Regions from separate parts of the Homo sapiens genome. Here regions 1, 2 and 4 are each linked to region 3. Evidence: read pairs that join two places in POLR2A ChIA-PET (ENCODE). Cell type or tissue: OCI-LY7. All regions are shown on one strand. Region 1 overlaps KDM2B (lysine demethylase 2B). Region 2 overlaps ANAPC5 (anaphase promoting complex subunit 5). Region 3 has its middle 19 kb from the start of MIR7107. Region 4 overlaps ANAPC5 (anaphase promoting complex subunit 5).

What was found. Peaks named below come from ENCODE experiments on the same cell type or tissue, not always from the same donor. Only the 100,000 strongest peaks of a DNase experiment are listed, where the experiment ranks them.
Region 1: POLR2A ChIA-PET joins it to region 3 with 5 read pairs; 5 of 35 experiments call an interaction of 5 or more read pairs at or near these places.
Region 2: POLR2A ChIA-PET joins it to region 3 with 5 read pairs; 11 of 35 experiments call an interaction of 5 or more read pairs at or near these places.
Region 4: POLR2A ChIA-PET joins it to region 3 with 5 read pairs; 7 of 35 experiments call an interaction of 5 or more read pairs at or near these places.

What each region holds. Positions count from the first base shown.
Region 1 is chr12:121,522,129-121,524,628 of GRCh38, reverse strand. All of the region lies in intron 8 of KDM2B (lysine demethylase 2B), which reads left to right. Among named protein-coding and RNA genes, the nearest start is that of KDM2B-DT, 57 kb to the left of the region's middle. RefSeq lists an enhancer at 1,228-1,417. In OCI-LY7, no CTCF peak of the experiment used is centred here; DNase peaks (open chromatin) are centred at 218, 718 and 1,448; H3K4me3 peaks cover 1,813 bases; H3K27ac peaks cover 2,090 bases.
Region 2 is chr12:121,333,464-121,335,963 of GRCh38, reverse strand. It overlaps ANAPC5 (anaphase promoting complex subunit 5), which reads left to right. Exons shown (of 17, transcript NM_016237.5): 7 at 241-431. Among named protein-coding and RNA genes, the nearest start is that of ANAPC5, 18 kb to the left of the region's middle. RefSeq lists a silencer at 368-559. In OCI-LY7, a CTCF peak has its summit at 1,021 (motif pointing left); a DNase peak (open chromatin) is centred at 1,003.
Region 3 is chr12:121,424,412-121,426,911 of GRCh38, reverse strand. It overlaps a transcript of KDM2B not described here. Among named protein-coding and RNA genes, the nearest start is that of MIR7107, 19 kb to the left of the region's middle. RefSeq lists an enhancer at 1,323-1,402. In OCI-LY7, a CTCF peak has its summit at 1,349 (motif pointing left); DNase peaks (open chromatin) are centred at 1,501 and 2,111; H3K4me3 peaks cover 1,327 bases; H3K27ac peaks cover 2,500 bases.
Region 4 is chr12:121,323,895-121,326,394 of GRCh38, reverse strand. The region is part of intron 11 of ANAPC5 (anaphase promoting complex subunit 5); the gene reads left to right. Among named protein-coding and RNA genes, the nearest start is that of ANAPC5, 27 kb to the left of the region's middle. In OCI-LY7, no CTCF peak of the experiment used is centred here; no DNase peak of the experiment used is centred here.

The DNA of each region.
Region 1 (2,500 bases), 98 kb before region 3:
CTGAGGGAGGCATGTGGGTAATGAAGCAGATGTGAGCAGAGCTGGGGGAGGGACGCAGTGGCGGCTAATCCAGGGGTGGCTGCCTGACCCACCCTTGAGGCCCTGGCTGCGAAGGGGAGTGGGTAAAAGCTTCTAGAATCCCTCGAGTGTCTGGGCGTGCAGATCCCCTGCCCCCTCCTCGCAGCAGCAGCTCTCCTCTGTGTTCCTCTTTCCTCACGTGTCAGGGCAACAGATGTAAGTCAGGTGCGTTGGCCTCTGCACCTGCCAGGAGAACAGGGAGAGTCCAGGGCTGGGAAAGATGGATGCATGTGGGCACCATCCTCTACCAGAGCCCTTGTGATCGACAGAGACAACCACAGATACCAATGCCAATTGCTTATATGGATTCAGGACTTGCTCACCAAGTTCCCCAGAAGGGAGGGGAGTGGAGGGGACAGGATGGAACCCTAGCCCCTGGACTTGGGCTTTCTGCAGGGAGGGAGGTAGGCTTGTGGGGCCATATAAGATGCACCTGCCTGTGCATCACATGACCCGGTGGTCCCGGGTCCCAATCTTAGGAAATGTTGCTAGGATAACGGGGATGGCGACAATAACAGCATTCAATAGCATGGTTCCACTTGGTGGAAACATGGAAATGTTGAGGTCAGCCTGCAGGCAGCAGAGGCAGGAGACTGAAGCGGATGTGGAGACAGAGGCTCTTTCAGGGCGGCAGCCATGCTTCTGTGCAGAGGAGGGTGAAGGTCGTGGGATGGGAAGCTGGGGAGCTCGACGGCCGCTTGCAACCGCACAGAGCAGCTGTCTTTCATGGCTCACGCCAGAGACCCGGGGAGCCAGGCACAGAACGAGGTTGCCTAAAGCAAAGCCCTCGTGCCTGTACCCGGCAGCACTGGGCTTCTGGTGATGAGCTTTCCCTTGCTCTCCCCTGAGGATGGCCAGCTCTGTTCCATGCGTTGCCCTGGTGGGAAGGGACAGCGGCTGAGTGTCCACTGCGGATGCCAGCAGTGGCCCCGCAGTCTGTGCTGTCTTCCAGGCAGGAGCGTTGCTCCCAGCAGTGGTGACCACCCATGACTCAGGGCTGGCGTGTTTCATTGGGGGACAGACTGGAACCGCTCGGGCTTGGGGGGCAGAGGCAGTCGCTGTAATTTTCCTCAGAGCAAAAGAATAAAGTGCATGGCTGGGAGAGGAGGGGACAGCGGCCTCCAGGGCCAGGCCCTTCAAGGTGCAGGGTCTTGGGGCACCGCCACCCTTCCCTCTGCTGCACCATTCCCCCAGCCAACCCTCCTCTGTCCTTCACTGTGAGTTGCTCCGCCTCTGTCCGCCCTTGTCCTTATTTCTCTCTGCGTTTCTCCTTTTGCCTCCCCTCTGTATTTCCCAGCCTTTCCCCCGGGACTTGCAGTCCTGTGCAGAACCTTTGATGCAGCGGCAGCTGTGCAGCGTGCTGGCTAAAAACGGAGCCGCTGTCGCTTGCCAGCTGTGACTCATTCAGCAAGTGGCTTCCCCCTTTGTGCCCTCAGTTTCAGCATCTGTGAATTGGGGTTGATTCTCCTCCTGCCCATCTCCTAGCCCCACGCTGTGTGACCCGGCAGCCAGGAGCCACACACATGTCACCTGAGCACTTGCAGTATGGCCACTGTGAATTGCAGTGCAGTAGCTGTGTGTCCCAGTGAATGAGGGGCTTTCTCCCAGCCTTCATGGACCATGCAGAGCCCGACTTCCCGGGCTCAAAATCCTGATAGGTGACTTCATTTTTCTGTGCCTCACTTTCCTCATCCATAATTTTTGTTGTTGTTTTTGGCTCTGTCTCCCAGGCTGGAGTGCAGTGGTGCGATCTTGGCTCACTGCAACCTCCACCTCCGGGGTTCAAGCAATTCTCATGCCTCCGCCTCCCAAGTAGCTGGGACTACAGGCATGTGCCACCAAGCCTGGCTAATTTTTGTATTTTTAGTGGAGACGGGGTTTCGCCATATTGACCAGGCTGGTCTCAAACTCCTGACTTCAGGTGATCCTCCCGCCTCGGTCTTCCAAAGTGCTGGGATTATAGGCATGAGCCACCGTGCCTGGCCCTCATCTGTAAATTGAGGTTGAATATAGTATATACTTTTTTTTTTTTTTTTGAGACGGAGTTTCACTCTTGTTGCCCAGGCTGGAGTGCAATGGTGCGATCTCGGCTCACTGCAACCTCACCTTCCGGGTTCAAGCGATTCCCCTGCCTCAGCCTCCTGAGTAGCTGGGATTACAGGCATGCACCAACACGCCTGGCTAATTTTGTATTTTTAATAGAGACAGGGTTTCTCCATGTTGGTCAGGCTGGTCTCGAACTCCCGACCTCAGGTGATCCGCCCACCTCGGCCTCCCAAAGTGCTGGGATTACAGGCGTGAGCCACCATGCCCGGCCATGAATATAGTATATACTTTTTCGGGATTTCATGAGAATTAATGAGTTAAGGCCTGAAAAGCCCTTAGACCACTGTGCCTGGCACAAGGTGGGCCCTCTATTATC
Region 2 (2,500 bases), 91 kb after region 3:
GATAAAACTGACACAAATACTAATGGAACTCCCATTTTTAATTTGTGGACTCCCTCTAGGGGGAATGTGTCTTGAAGCTGTTTTATTCTGCCTCTAGGGAGAAGATTAAGCTAAACTATGACCATCTTATTAGAAGGGTATGGGATACACTAGTGTTTGTAGACAGTGGAACTCTCTGCAGTTGTCTTACACCAGAGATATTTACAGCGTTTAAAATACATTGATTATTTCTTGTTTTAGCATTATCTCAGCTACTTAAACAACCTCCGTGTCCAAGATGTTTTCAGTTCAACACACAGTCTCCTCCATTATTTTGATCGTCTGATTCTTACCGGAGCCGAAAGCAAAAGTAATGGGGAAGAGGGCTATGGCCGGAGCTTGAGATACGCCGCTCTGAATCTTGCCGCCCTGCACTGCCGCTTCGGTCACTAGTAAGTTTATAGACCTTTGTCCTTGCGCAAATTGAAGGAACCGATGACAATAAAAAGTCTGCTGTTTGGCCTGGTGCGGTGGCTCACGCCTATAGTCCCAGCACTTTGGGAGGCCAAGGCGGGTGGATCACGTGAGGTCAGGAGTTCAAGACCAGCCTGGCCAAAATGGTGAAACCCCATCTCTACTAAAAATACAAAAATTAGCCAGGTGTGGTGGCAGGCACCTGTAGTCCCAGCTACTCAGGAGACTGAGGCAGGAGAATCGCTTGAACCCGGGAGGTGGAGGTTGCAGTGAGCCGAGAGCACGCCATTGCACTCCAGCCTGGGCAACAAGAGTGAAACTCCGTCTCAAAAAAAAAGAAAAAATAAATAAAGATTTGCTATTTTGGGAGAAAAGAAAAGGGAAAAGAAATGGAAGAAATGAATTCTCAAATGTTAATTGTGATGCATTTTTAAAAAATGTATTTTTTAAAAAGAAGATAGGAAAGCAGCTCATCAACCTGGACTAGTCAGTAACTTCCATAGAGGGAACCTTATTGGCACTGGAACAGTTTATGAAAACCTTCTGCCTAAATAGTCTGCCCCCTAGTGTCACTATGTAACATTGCCGTCTTAGTGCCTAGCCTCTTTCATTACTTCTAAGAACAACAGGCCGTTCAGTGAAAAAGAAATTAGGTCATTAGGCCAGAGAGTCCCTAAAGGATTTTTTGGAGGTAAAAATGGGGATGCAGAAGCTATTTTTAGTATTTCAAAAAGCCAGAAGGCAGTTGTACCTTTACTGGATGAAAGACTACATAGGCTTACTGAAAGTCAGGTTTGCTTTCAGGTAGAATTCAGGCTGCTCAGTCAGGTGACACTGGTTTATACTGTTGCCTCAGTGTGCCTCTGTTTTTAATGAATAGAAATAGGAAAATCGATCAATTATGTTTTAGTAAATAGAATTAAGTAGATAAAACAACTTTCAAAACATGGAGGCTATCTTGGAAATAATGAAATAATGTAAATAATGGTGAAAGGTGGGAAATTACTAATTCAAAGATCCCTTCACCCCCCCACCTGCCCTGTGGCTTTTTACCAGTTGAGAGAAGTGTGGTCTTTGCTACAGGCATCCTTCTATACAGACTATAGCGTGTATTAATGGGAGCATAGTGTTCACAGTTCAATAATGGAGACATCTATCCCTTTCTCTGTGTCAGGCAGCACCTAGGGAATTCTTTTTATCTCTGGTTGTCAGGTTTTTGTTTTTGTTTTTAAGAGACAAGGTCTCACTCAGTCACCCAGGCTGGAGTGCAGTAGTATGATCATAGCTAACTGTAACCTCAAACTCATGGGCTCAAGCAAGCAGTCCATCTCAGCCTCCTAGCTGTGACTACAGGCATGCACCACAATGCCCAGCTAATTTTTTTAAAAATTATTTTTTGTAGAGGTAGGATCTTGCTTTGTTACCCAGGCTGGTTTCAAACTCCTGGCTTCCAGCAATCCTCCCACCTTGGCCTTCCAAAGTGCTGGGATTACAAGCATGAGCCACTGGGCCAACCCAGTTGTGAGGCTTTAAAAGGGATGTAGACAAGCTGAAGCTTGTGTGGGGAGGGAACAGTCTCAGGGTGTTGAGACATTCAAAGCCATATCATATAAGTAATGTGGGAGGGATGTGAGACATGTTTAGCCTGGAAAAAAATGACTTATCCAAGCATGTGTTTGACATCTTCATGTAGTGAAAAGTCATGTGAAAAGAGCTTAGATTGATTGAGGGTATGGCTACGGGAGAAGATTGAGAGCTGGTAAGTAAGTGTAGGTTAAAGGACAAAATATTTCTGCTCATTATAAGGAAACAGTTTCCCCTTATTGAACCCTCTGAGGAAGGTGTCAGTGAGGTGCTGAGGCCTAGACCAAAGATGTTATTAAGGGTATTCAAACATCAGATTGATAGTTGTACCCAAAAATATTTAAGGCTCCTCAAAACTCCATGATTTTTGCAACATTCCATGATATCTTGTAATAACTAACTTCTTTTGGTCTTCCCACATTTAATAACCTCTCGATCAGAGCCTTTCTTTTTTTATGTACTC
Region 3 (2,500 bases):
TGGCTCATACCTGTAACCCCAGCACTTTGAGAGGCCGAGGCGGGCGAATCACCCGAGGTCAGGAGTTTGAGACCAGCCTGGCCAACATGGTAAAACCCTGTCTCTATTAAAAATACAAAATTAGCTGGGAGTGTAGTATGCACCTGTGATCCCAGCTACTCAGGAGGAAAAGGCAGAAGAATCACTTGAACCTGGGAAGCGGAGGTTGCGATAAGCCAAGATTGCACCATTGAACTTCAGCCTGGGCAACAGAGCAAGACTCTGTCTAAAAAAAAAAAAAAAAAAAAAAAATTGTTTAAAATTATCCAGGCATGGTGGTATGCATTATATGCCAGCTCCTGGGGAGGCTGAGGCGGGAGGGCTGCTTGAGCCCAGAAGTTAAGACTGTAGTGAGCTATGATCATGCCACTGTACTCTGCCTGGGTGGGCAACAGCAAGACTCTGTCTTTAAAAAAAAAAGGGGGGGGAGGGGGTAGAAAGGCATGCCAGTTTAAAAATTCAAATTCCAGGGGGAAATGCTTGCCCTCTGCCAAACAAGCCAATTTCCAAGTATCAAGCCTGTTACACTAAACATTTCTGTTGTCTGACATTTCTATTATCTGGCTAATAAACCAGGGTTACTTCAAACTACTATCTAAAAAATCCACCAAGCATTTTGTACTCTTTCTATAAAGAAGCCACTAAAACTTAATACACAAATCTAAGAGTAAACATTAAACTGCTTTAAACTAAGACTGTATAAATCTGAATTTTTGAATTTAAGTTTAGACAAAACCAGCACCTACTGCTTAGCTTCTATGGCCTGGATTTAAAGACTTGCCACCACCAAGTTACCAATTTGGAGGAAATGTTAAGATTTCCAGAGTCTCATCAAAAGATTACTTTGGGAGGAAGAGGCGGGTGGATCATGAGGTCAGGAGATTGAGACTATCCTGGCTAACACAGTGAAACCCCGTCTCTACTAAATATACAGAAAAATTAGCCGGGCGTGGTGGCGGGTGCCTGTAGTCCCAGCTACTTGGGAGGCTGAGGCAGGAGAATGGCATGAACCCAGGAGGTGGAATTTGCAGTGAGCTGAGATCACGCCACTGCACTCCGGCCTGGGCAACAGAGCGAGACTCTGTCTCAAAAAAAAAAAAAAAGTTTAGACAAAAAGCACAAGTGCCCACAAAACTCTGGCAACTTATGCTGCTTCTAAAGGGAAACCATGACCTGCTCAAGCCAGTTACTACCAATTGTGGTTGCAGACAAACAAGTGGGAGGCCTTGATTTACATGCTTTGATCTTCAAAAGCAGAAAATTTTTTTCTTTACTATTAGCCACACAAACTTTCTGCCCAAAGCACAGGGGCATCTGCCTCCTGGTGTTCACAGGTATTTTCAGCTCTGTTGATGGACTAATAAATTCTGAGCACCCAAGGCCATATGTGTTACTCACTGCACAGTCAGGAGATAACAGACTCTGAGAAGTGGCCACTCCCAGCTGCACTGAAATGACAGTTGGTCTCAACTCAACCATCCTGAGTCAAGTCAAGTTGGACCTAAAAGAGATTTCACAACATTTTTGCATAATAGCTCAAGTTCCTCTTTTTTTTTTTTTTTTTTTGAGACGGAGTTTCGCTCGTCGCCCAGCCTGGAGTGCAATGGCACGATCTTGGCTCACTGCAACCTCCGCCTTCCAGTTTCAGGCGATTCTCCTGCCTCAGCCTCCTGAGTAGTTGGGATTACAGGGACCCGCCACCATGCCCAGCTAATTTTCGTATTTTTAGTTGAGACAGTTTCACCATGTTGACCAGGCTGGTCTCGAACTCTTGACCTCATGATCCACCCGCCTCAGCCTCCCAAAGTGCTAGGATTACAGGCATGAGCCACCACACCTGGCCCAAGTTTCTCATTTCTTATGTGGTACTGGAAGGGTTAAGAGCAACTCTGGCATCAGAGCTAGGTTCAAATTCTGCATAGCCACTTTTTAACCATGAGGTTTTAGACAAGTCTAACTTCTCAGAGGTTAGAGAAGCAAAGCAATGTTTATTTCAGAAAGTTGCTTTGAGGACTGCAGAGGCAACTACAGCACCTAGCGCAATACCTGGACACAAGAAACAGCACATCAGCAGTTAACCTTACTGATAAGCAAGCAGGAAATGTAAGCACTGTTGCTCATGTGGCATTGTTTTTTTCTTTTTTTTCTTTTTTTTTTTTTTTGAGACAAGGTCTGGCTCTGTTACCCAAGTTGGATTTCAGTGGTGTGATCTTGGCTCACTGTAACCTCCACACCCAAGGCTCAAGCCATCCTCCTACCTCAGCCTCCTGAGTAGCTGGGACTACCACGCCTGGCTAATTTTTTCCAAAGACAGGGTTTCGCCATGTTGTCCAAGCTAGTCTTGAACTTGTGAGCTCAAGCATTCCTCCAGCCTCAACCTCACAAGGTCCTAGGATTACAGGCGTGAGCCACCGCACCCGGCCCCCATGTGACATCTTTGAAGGTGCTCCCACCATCTCTT
Region 4 (2,500 bases), 100 kb after region 3:
GGGAAAACTATTTTATCTAAAGCCCTCCATCTCAGTAAACACTGCTGTGGCAATCCAGATGTTTCCTTGATCATATTTTTCTCTTCCTCTTTGTGATACCTGTTACTGTTAGATTGCATCATAACACTCAACATTCCCTAATTGCAGCCTAAAGATTTTTGGGTGGTTTCCACTCCTTTCAGAAGTCTAGACATACTTCCCTATAGCAAACATGTTAGCATTTTACAGTCTCTTACATGGCTGTGTAAACTGAGGGGTGGATGGGCCCTGACTGATGGGTTCCACGGCGCCTTTGCCAGCTGGTTTCTTCCCATGTCTGGGAAGCACTGCCCATGTTTTCTGAGGTCGAAAGGGCTAGCTGGTTGCTTCCCCTGGGAATGTTGCAAGTCTGTCTCTCGCTTGTTTCTTCCCTCTTCGTGGCACTGGCACCTCCTTAACATCACTTCTCTTCCTTTCCTGGTGCCTTGGATAAGAGAAGCATCTGGTAATGAATGAGTCGGTGAACATATTGAAGTATTTAGTTTTTTTGAAACGGAGTGTCGCTCTGTCGCCCAGTCTGGAGTGCAGTGGCACGATCTCAGCTCACTGCAACCTCTGCCTCTGGGGTTCAAGCAATTCTTGTTTCTCAGCCTCCCGAATAGCTGGGACTATAGGTGTCCACCACCATGCCCAGCTAATTTTTGTATTTTTAGTAGAGATGAGGTTTCACCATGTTGGCCAGGATAGTCTTGAACTCCTGGCCTCAGGTGATCCGCCTGCCTCAGCCTCCCAAAGTGCTAGGATTATAGATGTGAGCCACCATGCCTGGCGAAATTATTTTTTTTTACTATTAGAATAGAAAACTACTTTTCAAAAACCTTAGTCTTGGTTCAATTCTTTTTTTTTTTTAATTTTTAATTTTTAATTTATTTTTAATTTAATTTTATTTTTTTGAGAGGGAGTCTCACTCTGTCACCCAGGCTGGAGTGCAATGGTGTGATCTCAGCTCACTGCAACCTCTGCCTCCTGGGTTCAAGCGATTCTCCTACCTCAGCCTCCCAGGTAGCTGGGATTACAGGTGTGTGCCACTACTCCCAGCTAATTTTTATGTTTTTTGTAGAGATGGGGTCTTACCATGTTGGCCAAGCTGGTCTGAAACTCCTGACCTCAAATGATCCACCTGCCTTGGCCTCCCAGAGTGTTGGGATTATAGGCGTTAGCCACCGCGCCCAGCCAGTTTTTAATTTTTTTTGAGACAGGGTCTCGCTGTATCACCAGGGCTGGAATGTAGTGGTGCAATCACAGCAAACTGCAGCCTCAACCTTCTGGGCTCAAGTGATCCTCCCACCTCAGCCTCCTGAGTAGCTGAGACTATAGGAGCGTGCTACCACACAGCTAATTAAAATATCTTTTTGTAGAGATGGAATCTCACTCTGTTGCCCAGGCTAGTCTCAAATTTCTGGGCTCAAGCAGTCCTCCCACTTCAGTGTCACAGTGTTGGGATTACCACACCCAGCGTATTTTTTATTTTTTTAAGAGATGGGGTCTCACTGTTGCCCAGGATGGAGTGCGGTGGCACAATCATAGCTCACTGCAGCCTTGAACTCCACCTCAACCTGCCTAGTAGCTGGGACTACAGGTGCACACCACCTCATCCAGCTAATTATTTTAATTCTTGTTTCTTAGAGATGGAATCTTTCTATGTTGTGTTGCCCAGGCTGATCTTGAACTCCTGGCCTCAAGTGATCTTCCTGCCTTGGCCTCCCAAAGTGTTGGAATTACAGGTGTGAGTCACAGTGCCTTGTGGCTCAATTCTTTAGCCTTGTAACTTTGTTCAAGGCCATTTGTTAGAATTTTGTGTCTTTTTTTTCTGGGAGTAAGACCCTAAAAAGTAACCATGCTCTTTGGGTCTATATTAATAATTCCATCTTCATCTCCCTTTCACCTCTGGGCTTATGTGAAAAACCTGCTGACCCAATCATTGTTTGGCTTCAACAGCCAGGCTGTGTTAGGAAGCCTTTTAGTACACAACTAGAAGGTAGCTGCCTTTTTTTTTTAAGTCAGTCCTTTACCCCTTTCTTCATCTTGCCTTAGATCTTTCTAGTTTTAGAACATCAACCGTGTGGATATATATATACTTACTGGGCTGATGACTGTCACATTTTTAATTAGACAAGTTAGACTCATACTTGTGAAATTAAGTTTGGCCAGCTGCAGAGAAGGCAGCTTTATCATGAGTCTCCAGTTACTCTTTTCTTTCTCTTGTATCTGCTTCTGAAACTTTCCTTCAAGTAAATTGGATGGTGCACGTTGTTTTGTGGTATGAGAGTGATTGGGGTTTCGGTAAGCCCATAAATAAGTTATGGGGCTCAGAACTGCTTTCTGAGCTTCCTCTTGCAACCCAGAGGAGGTAGAGTGAATTCTTTTTCTAATATAACCATTCTCCTTTGCTCTTTCCATGTAATTCTAGCTCATCTTATATCACTCCTCTCTCAGTCTCAGGAATTGCAGGCCACGATGG